Linked DNA regions of Homo sapiens: regions 2 and 3 are each linked to region 1. The links are chromatin contacts, found by Hi-C or POLR2A ChIA-PET in ENCODE. All regions are on one chromosome and are shown on one strand. Each heading gives the region's core, a stretch centred on a gene start or an enhancer-like site at or near the end of the contact. The rest is flanking DNA. Distances are from core to core; before and after follow the strand shown.

Region 1 (2,526 bases), core at 11-2,510:
TTGCAGTGAGCCGAGATCGCGCCACTCTACTCCACTCCAGCCTGGGTGACAGAGTGAGACTCCGTCTCAAAAAAAAAAAAAAAAAAAAAGTGCGACAACGCACATTAGCCTACAGCTGGCCAAAATCATCTAACACAAAGCCTATTTTATAATAAATTGTTGAATATTTCATGCAATTTACTGAATACTGAAACACAGGTTGTATACGTACTGTGGTTTCTACTGAATGTGCGTCGCTTTCACACCACAGTAAAGTTGAAAAATCGTTAAGTCGGGACCATTGGCCAGACTCCAGGTCTCCTGAGCCCCAGTCCAGAGCTCTTTGCTCTCTACCACAGACCCTCAAGAGGCCTCAGAGAGGCTTAAGAAGTAAGCCAGCCAGGATGGGCACCCAATCAGCTCACCTAAGTGAGACCTTTCCCCCTCGGGCCTCAGTTTCCTTATCTGTAATATGGAGTTACTGTAGGGACTGTACAGGCGGTTCTCCGCACATGCTGATATCCATCAGTTAGGGCCTCTGTGCTTGAGGGAGAGGAAGTGAGAAAGGAAGGGCCCCTTTGAAGGAGAAATGATTCCCGTATGGGGAAGCATCTCCTCCCTTCCTGCCCAGCTCTAAGTAAAAGAGAGAGGAACCTGTCTCTCCACATACCCACATTAGGGAAGAAGGGCCAAAGCACTCCTTGTAGCACTCACCCCTACCCTTCCAAGCCACCCCAGCCGGTGTAGGTACCTGTCTTCAGCAGCATCGCTCTGGACTCAGCTTCCGAGGACCTGACCAGATCTGGTCTGCGTGTATCAGCTGTATGTGTTGGGCTCTGGAAGCTAAGAAACGTCTGAAAAGCACTGGGGTCACGGCTGCCTGGCTAGCTCGGCCGCCCTCAACCTTAGGCGTGGATCGTACACTCGGTCCCCAAGTTGCCCGCCCCATCCCCAGCCATCACTTCCCGGAGCTTCAGTTCTTCCTTCAGAAATACGAAACAACGTGTCTTGGATGTCAGACCTCACACCCTCTGCAGTGCTGGGAGTCCCGAGGGCCTACGGGCCGCCTTCGGCCCCGCCCGGGCTCAGAAAAAGGCAGCCACTGGCTTAAGGTCACCAAGAAAGAGCGGAGGGGCGGGGCTGCGGCCAGGCTCCGGACTTCCAGCCGGGTCCGGGTTCCCGCCCTGGGCTCCCCAAAACCGCAGAGCCCCCTCCCACCGCACTTATCCTACCGAAGCGTTCAGACCTGCCGCCGCTTCTGACTCGAATCCGGTAACCTGATAAGTCCGAAGCGTTCCAGTGAGGGCGGGGCCTCACGAAGGCAACCCTTCGCGCAACCTATCAGAATCCCCCCTAGCAACGCTGTGCCCCGCCCATATGGGTCCGGCCTCCCAGCCTCCCTAAGCCCTTCCCCACTGGGCTCCCGCCCTGCGTGCTAGCGAGGCAGGCATTGGCAGAACGGACTCGGGGCTGTCCTTCGTGGCCCGGACCCCGCGAGGCCTGTCCTTCCACCTCTGTGGGGACCAAGAGGGCAAGGATCGTGCCAGGCTCACCGTGGGCGCTCAGTAAGCGGCCGTGCAGAGGACGGTTGAGGGCTTTGTGCAGAGGAAATGAGAGACTGCTCTGAAGCAAGGCCCGCCTAGTGAGCTGCTAGGAAAATGGAAGTCTGGGATTAATCGTCTCTACAAGGAGGGTGCGTGGGAGGCACCAAAGCAGGCGGTCACAGCTCCCGCAAAGGCAGCCGGCTCTCCTTCCCCGCCTGACGCTCAGGGACTACTCGCACAGACTGGGCTACTTCCTTCTTCATTCATTCATCAAGTATTTATTGAGAAACTGCTAAGTGCCAAATGCTTTGTTCTGGGCATTGTAGGGGCAGAAAGGTGTGATATTTTCCCTTACTCATCCCAAAGGTCACAGCGGACACTCCTACAAATAAAATATAGGTTAGCAAGAGAAAAGCATAATAGATTGATTTACTCAATGTTTTATGTGACTTGAGAGCCTTCAGGAATGAAGACACAAATACTCAGGGAAATCTTTATTTTTATGTCTCGGTTTGATGAAGAATGGACAGCCCTGGCCGGGTCTGGTGGCTCATGCCTGTAATCCCAGCACTTTGGAAGGCTGAGGCAGGGGGATCGCTTGAGGCCAGACATTTAAGGACAGTCTGGGCAACATAGTGAGACCCTGTCTCTACAAAAAATTAAAAAGCCAGGCAGGTGCCTGTGGTCCCAGCTACTCGGGAGGCTGAGGTGGGAGGATTGCTTGAGTCCAGGAGGTCGAGGTTGCAGTGAGCTGTGATTGTGTCACTGTACTCCAGCCCGGGCAACAGAAAAAAAAAAAAAGGAATAAGGAATGGACAACTGTGTATAAACGCGATTAGACAAAAGGGAATGATTTAATGTTAATAGCTGAGTGTGGAAACCCAGCAATGTCTGTTCAGATTCGGATTCTTCTTGTTCTCTCTGTGTGGCATTCCCTCCTGCTGGGAGGAGGGCAGGACCCCTTCTGGAATGAGAGTCTTATGACCTAGTATCAGGCAAGGTA
Region 2 (2,526 bases), core at 14-2,513, 790 kb after region 1:
CAGCCTGGGTGACGGGGTGAGACCCTGTCTCTAAAAAAATAAATAAATAAAAATGTGAAAATCAAGAGAACAGTAAAGAAACGGGCACTGGAGAATTCCTGGAGCCTTTCTCTTAACTTTCCCACATCCATCAGACATCACCTCCAATAAACTGTTTCCTTCCTCACCTAGGCTGGAAAAAATATGGGCTCCCCTGTACCATCAAGACTTAAAACCAACAGAAACACCTATTTTGTAACACTCGGGAACTTTCTATGCCAGCATATCGAGGTTCAATAACAGCTGTTCCCTTCGGGAAGTGACAGTGGGAACCAGACAACACTCGTGTCACAGGAGGGGCGGGGAGAGCCCACGCTGACGCGACAGCCCTTTGCACTCTCCAAGTCCCTCTCCGACCCGACGTGTCACCTTAGCCCCCTGCGTCACCCCAACGCCTCCAGCCAGCTGCGCAAAGCTGTAAAAGTTCCAGGGAGAGAACAGCCTCTGGAGACAAAAAAAAAAAGGAAACCTCCATCTCCAAAGAGAACCGAGGAGAGGGAGGAGGCTGTGGTGAGCCTCCCTGGCCAAAGCGACAAAAGCTGGAAGCCAAAGCGTAGACTACTCGGCAACTTTATCAGAAGAGAAACTGAGGCAGGCACCGCAAGGCCCGAGGAGCCAAGCCGGCTCCAACAGGCGGGGTCGAGCTCCAGGGTGGCGCTGGGGGAGCCGCGCTTTCCCCGCATCCGGCGCCAGCAGCCGGGGTTTCCGAGCCGGGAGCTCCCTCCTCGCAGCGCCCCCGAGGATGCCCCCGCCCCCGCCTCCGCTCAGAGCCGCCGGTGCTCGCCCCCCGCCCCAAGAGCTCGCCGGGGGGTGTGCCCGCGCCGCCGCCCCCGGGAACGCTCCCCGGCTCGCGTGAGGACCCCCGCGCTGCGGCCTCCCGCCCGGGCCTCTCAGCTGCCCGGCCCCGCCCGCCCCGGCCCGGCCAGGCTGCCGCGGCCCCACAGTGCGACGTGTCACAGGCCGCGCCGGCCCCGCCTCCCAAGCCACGGGCACTGGCGCCCGCGGGGCCTCCCGCCGGTTCCCGCAGGGATGCCAGGCAGGCCCGCACTCGCCCGCGGCCGCTACCTTGTTAGTGGGCACCGAGCGGAGGCGCTTGAAGATGGTCAAGATGTCCTGCTTGCTGGGGTCCCCCATCGTCAGCTGTGAGCCGCGGCGCAGCTGGCCCAGCCAACCGGTAAGAGTCGACGAAAAGCGGCTACCGCCTCAGCAGGAGCGACGAGGCCGCGGGGGCGGGGCTGCGCGTAACGGTCAGGCTCCGCCCCAATCCCCGCCCACGACCGGGCCCGTCCACCGCCGGGGCGCAGGCGCCGCTCGCTTTCCCTCCCCGCCCTCGCTTCAGCCGCGCCGCTGGCCCGACCCCAGGCGCTGCACGCGCGTGCGCAGGAGGCTCGCGCGCCATTTGCGGCGCGGCTCCACGCCCTTAGCGCTGGGCGAAGCCGGGCCCGGGTGTGGCTGCCTGCCACGCGCGCTGCCATAGGATCCACCAACGTTTCGCCTGGTCGATCGCCATTTCGCCTAACGGGCTGCTTCCATGGAAAGGTCAGAGGCAGGGGAAGGGGCGCACGCGCCCTCCTTCGGCACGAGACGGACGGAGGGCCCGTGCCTTGACGCCGGACCTTAGCTGGTGGCCTTCCCTTTTTTTTTTTTTTTTTTTGAGACGGAGCCTCGCTCTGTCCCCCAGGCTGGAGTGTAATGGCGCGATTGCGGCTCCTTGCAACCTCCCTGGTTCAAGCGATTCTCCTGCCTCAGCCTCCCGAGTAGGTGGGATTACAGGCGTACATCACCACGCCCGGCTAATTTTTGTATTTTTAGTAGAGACCAGGGTTTCACCATGTTGCCCAGGCTGGTCTCGAACTCCTGACTTCAGGTGATCCACCCACTTCGGCCTTCCAAATTGCTGGGATTACAGACGTGAGCCGCCGCGCCCGACTCTTTTTAATTCTTGCCCTCAGCTCACGCCAGGCCCTGGGTGGAAAGCTTTCTTTGCCCGGAAACTGGCTTTCTGAAACCAAGGGCTTTTGTGTCACGTTCATGGAGAGATGGCAGTGCGGGTTGAGGCAGAAGTGCTCAGTCAGAACTGATGAGTCCAGATGAGAAGCTTGACTTTTAACCCCGGCCCTCGGGGCTGCACCCTACCCTCTGGGAAACAATTCCAGCCAGAAGAGTTTACACTCAGCAGAAGGTGCCTCTGTCACCACAATGGGTGTGGAGCCACTGGAAAGAGGTTGGGTGATAGTGAGGAAGGACAGCAGGTTTTGGCATCAAAGGCACTACCTTGGCCTCAATCCCAGTTCAGCCAGCTGCTTCCTAGCTCTGTGGCCTTGGTCAAGACACTTACCTTCTCTAAAGCATGGTTTATTTGCAGTCTCAGGGGCTCATGCCTGTGATCCCAGCACTTTGGGAGGCTGAGGCGGGAGGATCACTTGAGCTCAGGAGTTCAAGACCAGACTGGATAATATGGTGAAACCCCGTCTCTATAAAAAAATG
Region 3 (2,526 bases), core at 8-2,507, 600 kb before region 1:
GCTGTACACTTACGTCCTTCTCCTGGATGGTGCACTCCTTACAATAATAGGCATCAGAGACCCCAGGTCCTCCACAGATCACACAGCGCCCCTGGTAAGATCCATAGTTACACTCATCACATATGCGCACCAGAGTGCAGGGACGCACATAGGAGTCACAAATCACACACTTGCCATCACCTGTAAGGAAGAGAATGGAGTCATGCTCACAAGTTCTTCAGTCCTCTGCTATCTCCTGCCATGGGGAAATATACTAGTCTCCTGGGAAATACACTAGTCTCCTTTTGACAGTGACTTTAGGGCCCTCCTCTTGGCATCACAAAACTTGGTTTCCCCAGTGTCCATCTCAAGCCCCTCAACACATACAAAAGTTTACCAATTAACATATGTGAAGAGCTTAGAAAAGCACCTCGGAGATGATAAGCCTGTATAATTGCTGGCAAAGTGCTGTGTGTTGGGGAGGGGTCATGCTACTCTGGCGATTCTTCCCGTTGAAAACTAGAGAGATACAGCGTTAAATGTGCAAGCGGCAGTGGGGAGTTAGAGGGGCCTTTGGCTAAAGTGCAGCATTCAGTGTTCACATACTTCCAGGCACATCTACTCAAAGCCCTCTTTGTGGCACTTTTGCTGGTTCCACAGAAAACTGGGAGTGGGAAGGGTGGGTTGTTGGGACGGTGTGTTCCACTCACATTTTTCACACAGTCTTCCGATGGCTGCAAGATGAAAGATGGTAAAAAGTACAATTAGAATAAAGGTTTTGAGAAAGAGGAGAAGTACATCCTCGAGCTGGGGGTAGGGACATGAGTAAGGACTGCAGTGAGTGAGACCTGCGGATAGCCATTTTATCATTACAAATTTCCATATGAACCAAACCTACATCCAAGCACCCTCCTGAATCTCCTCCAACGCCCTGGGCAAGCTCAGAGTTTCTCTGGACCTGGTTCAGACCCCACCCCCCGATACCTGCCTGGGGCTCCCAGCACGCGCACCCCCGCCCTCTTCTCATCAGAGGCCACAAACCTGCGCGCTCCTACAACACCCCGCGCCTGAGAGGCGGGAAACGTGGCGCCTGCGAGGCAAGCCCCTAAGGAAGAGACGGGAACCCCCGACCCCCCAGCTCCTAATACCACCCCTGCCCAGACAGCCAGGGGTAGGGCGCAGTCTCACCAACACCAGCCTGCTTGCGGCAAAAGATCAAATCAGGATGATGTTTAGCCATAGCTCCTAACTAAGCCGGCCACCGGAAGCTTCGGGAACTTCCGTCCGACCTTTAACCCCCATTGTTCCTGCCTCCACGTCGCTGTGATTGGTTCTCTAAGCTTCCGTCAGTTTACAATCCTTGCACCAGGCCCGTCTTGCTCTCGCGCGAGTTTTTGTCGCTGCTGGGCGGCCAGGTCCTGGCAGGTGCATGAAACTCTTAAAAACTCTCCCAGATTTGGATGGCGGAGATAACTAAAATTTGTTCTTGGGTAAAACATCTTTGTGCTTGGTATCTATTTCTGCAAGTGTCTTTGGGCAGTCCGATTTCCTCTTGCGTGTCTGTTCGTTGCACGTGAGCTCCGCCCATTGCGTTCACAGGGTTCTGGCGCCTCTAGGGAGGCCTCGCCTTCACCGTGACGCCCCACTCTTCCGGGCACGCCCCTGCCCAAAGGCTTTAAAGGCGCCGTGTGGGACGTCACTTTAATGCGACCTCATCTTTGTCAGTGCACAAAATGGCGCCCTACAGCCTACTGGTGACTCGGCTGCAGGTGAGCGAGCTCAGGGACCTCTGGGTTCACGGGGGCGGGGTGCCTCCTACTGTGCCGGCGGCTGTGGGCGAGGCAGGGCGAGGCGGGCCCAACCTGGGGCCAACTTCTCGTGTACCTGTCCCGGTTGTGGGCCCGGCACCCGTGCCCGCTTCTCTGGTGCCCTAGGTCAAGGCGTCCCCGGCACAGTCAGCTTTCCTGGCCCTGTCCCTGCCTCGCAAGAAGCGTGGGCCCAAGCAGCGGCGGCCGGGTGAAGAGCGGAGGCACCTCTTTCTTCTTTTTGAGGACAGCATTGCCTGCTCCCGTGGGGTGTGTTTCCATTCCTCAAGGTGAGGACAAGGTGACTAGGGGGCGCGGTCGTTGTTGAGTCTTCTAGGCCCAGTTCCTGAGGCCTCACTTCCCATCTCTTAGCAACAGAGGCATGACAGCATCTACGGTTGCCAGGCCTGGAGTCTGGAGAAGAAACTAGGACCCTGTACCACCTTTTGAGGACCCTGCGGAACGTGGAATGTCGGGGAGGGGGGCGGTCTTCTGGGCCCATACGTAGTAAATAATATAATAATAGTCTCTCACCTTTGCACAAGATTTGAGGCCTGTTTTAATTCTTCATAATATTATTTGATTCCTGTAATCGTAGGAATGAGGTGGTTTTTCTCATTTGATAGATGATAAAGCTGGTAGAAAGTAGGTGAAAGTTCTGATTCTCAAGAGTGTCACCGAAGTGCTGTGGCAGAAGCATGGGCCCTACCACCACTCAGTTCTTGTTTATGTCAGCCTGCCC

The links. A loop is a pair of places that touch in the nucleus more often than their neighbours do. ChIA-PET counts read pairs that join two places held with the same protein, here RNA polymerase II (POLR2A). Pooled maps may share reads with other maps.
Region 2: a loop to region 1 is called in a pooled map, with 5 times the contacts of the local background. The contact joins the promoter of ARFGAP3 here to the promoter of NAGA in region 1. A Hi-C loop is called at or near these places in 1 of 168 maps with a recorded cell type or tissue (naive thymus-derived CD4-positive, alpha-beta T cell), 1 of 37 single-sample maps with no recorded cell type and 8 of 50 pooled maps. POLR2A ChIA-PET finds 5 or more read pairs at or near these places in 1 of 52 experiments (CD4-positive, alpha-beta T cell).
Region 3: a loop to region 1 is called in a pooled map, with 7 times the contacts of the local background. The contact joins the promoter of PHF5A here to the promoter of NAGA in region 1. A Hi-C loop is called at or near these places in 5 of 50 pooled maps. POLR2A ChIA-PET finds 5 or more read pairs at or near these places in 2 of 52 experiments (BJ and naive thymus-derived CD8-positive, alpha-beta T cell).

What each region holds. Positions count from the first base shown.
Region 1 is chr22:42,069,552-42,072,077 of GRCh38, forward strand. NAGA (alpha-N-acetylgalactosaminidase) reads right to left here and starts at 1,261. Exons shown (of 9, transcript NM_000262.3): 1 at 731-1,261. The coding sequence starts at 746. RefSeq lists a silencer at 1,042-1,341 and an enhancer at 1,522-1,571.
Region 2 is chr22:42,856,010-42,858,535 of GRCh38, forward strand. ARFGAP3 (ARF GTPase activating protein 3) reads right to left here and starts at 1,264. Exons shown (of 16, transcript NM_014570.5): 1 at 1,105-1,264. The coding sequence starts at 1,173. RefSeq lists an enhancer at 423-1,267 and a silencer at 790-1,539.
Region 3 is chr22:41,467,435-41,469,960 of GRCh38, forward strand. It overlaps PHF5A (PHD finger protein 5A), which reads right to left and starts at 1,258. Exons shown (of 4, transcript NM_032758.4): 1 at 1,168-1,258; 2 at 690-713; 3 at 14-180. The coding sequence starts at 1,219. ACO2 (aconitase 2) reads left to right here and starts at 1,683. Exons shown (of 18, transcript NM_001098.3): 1 at 1,683-1,748. The coding sequence starts at 1,713. RefSeq lists enhancers at 988-1,657, 1,227-1,788, 1,789-2,350.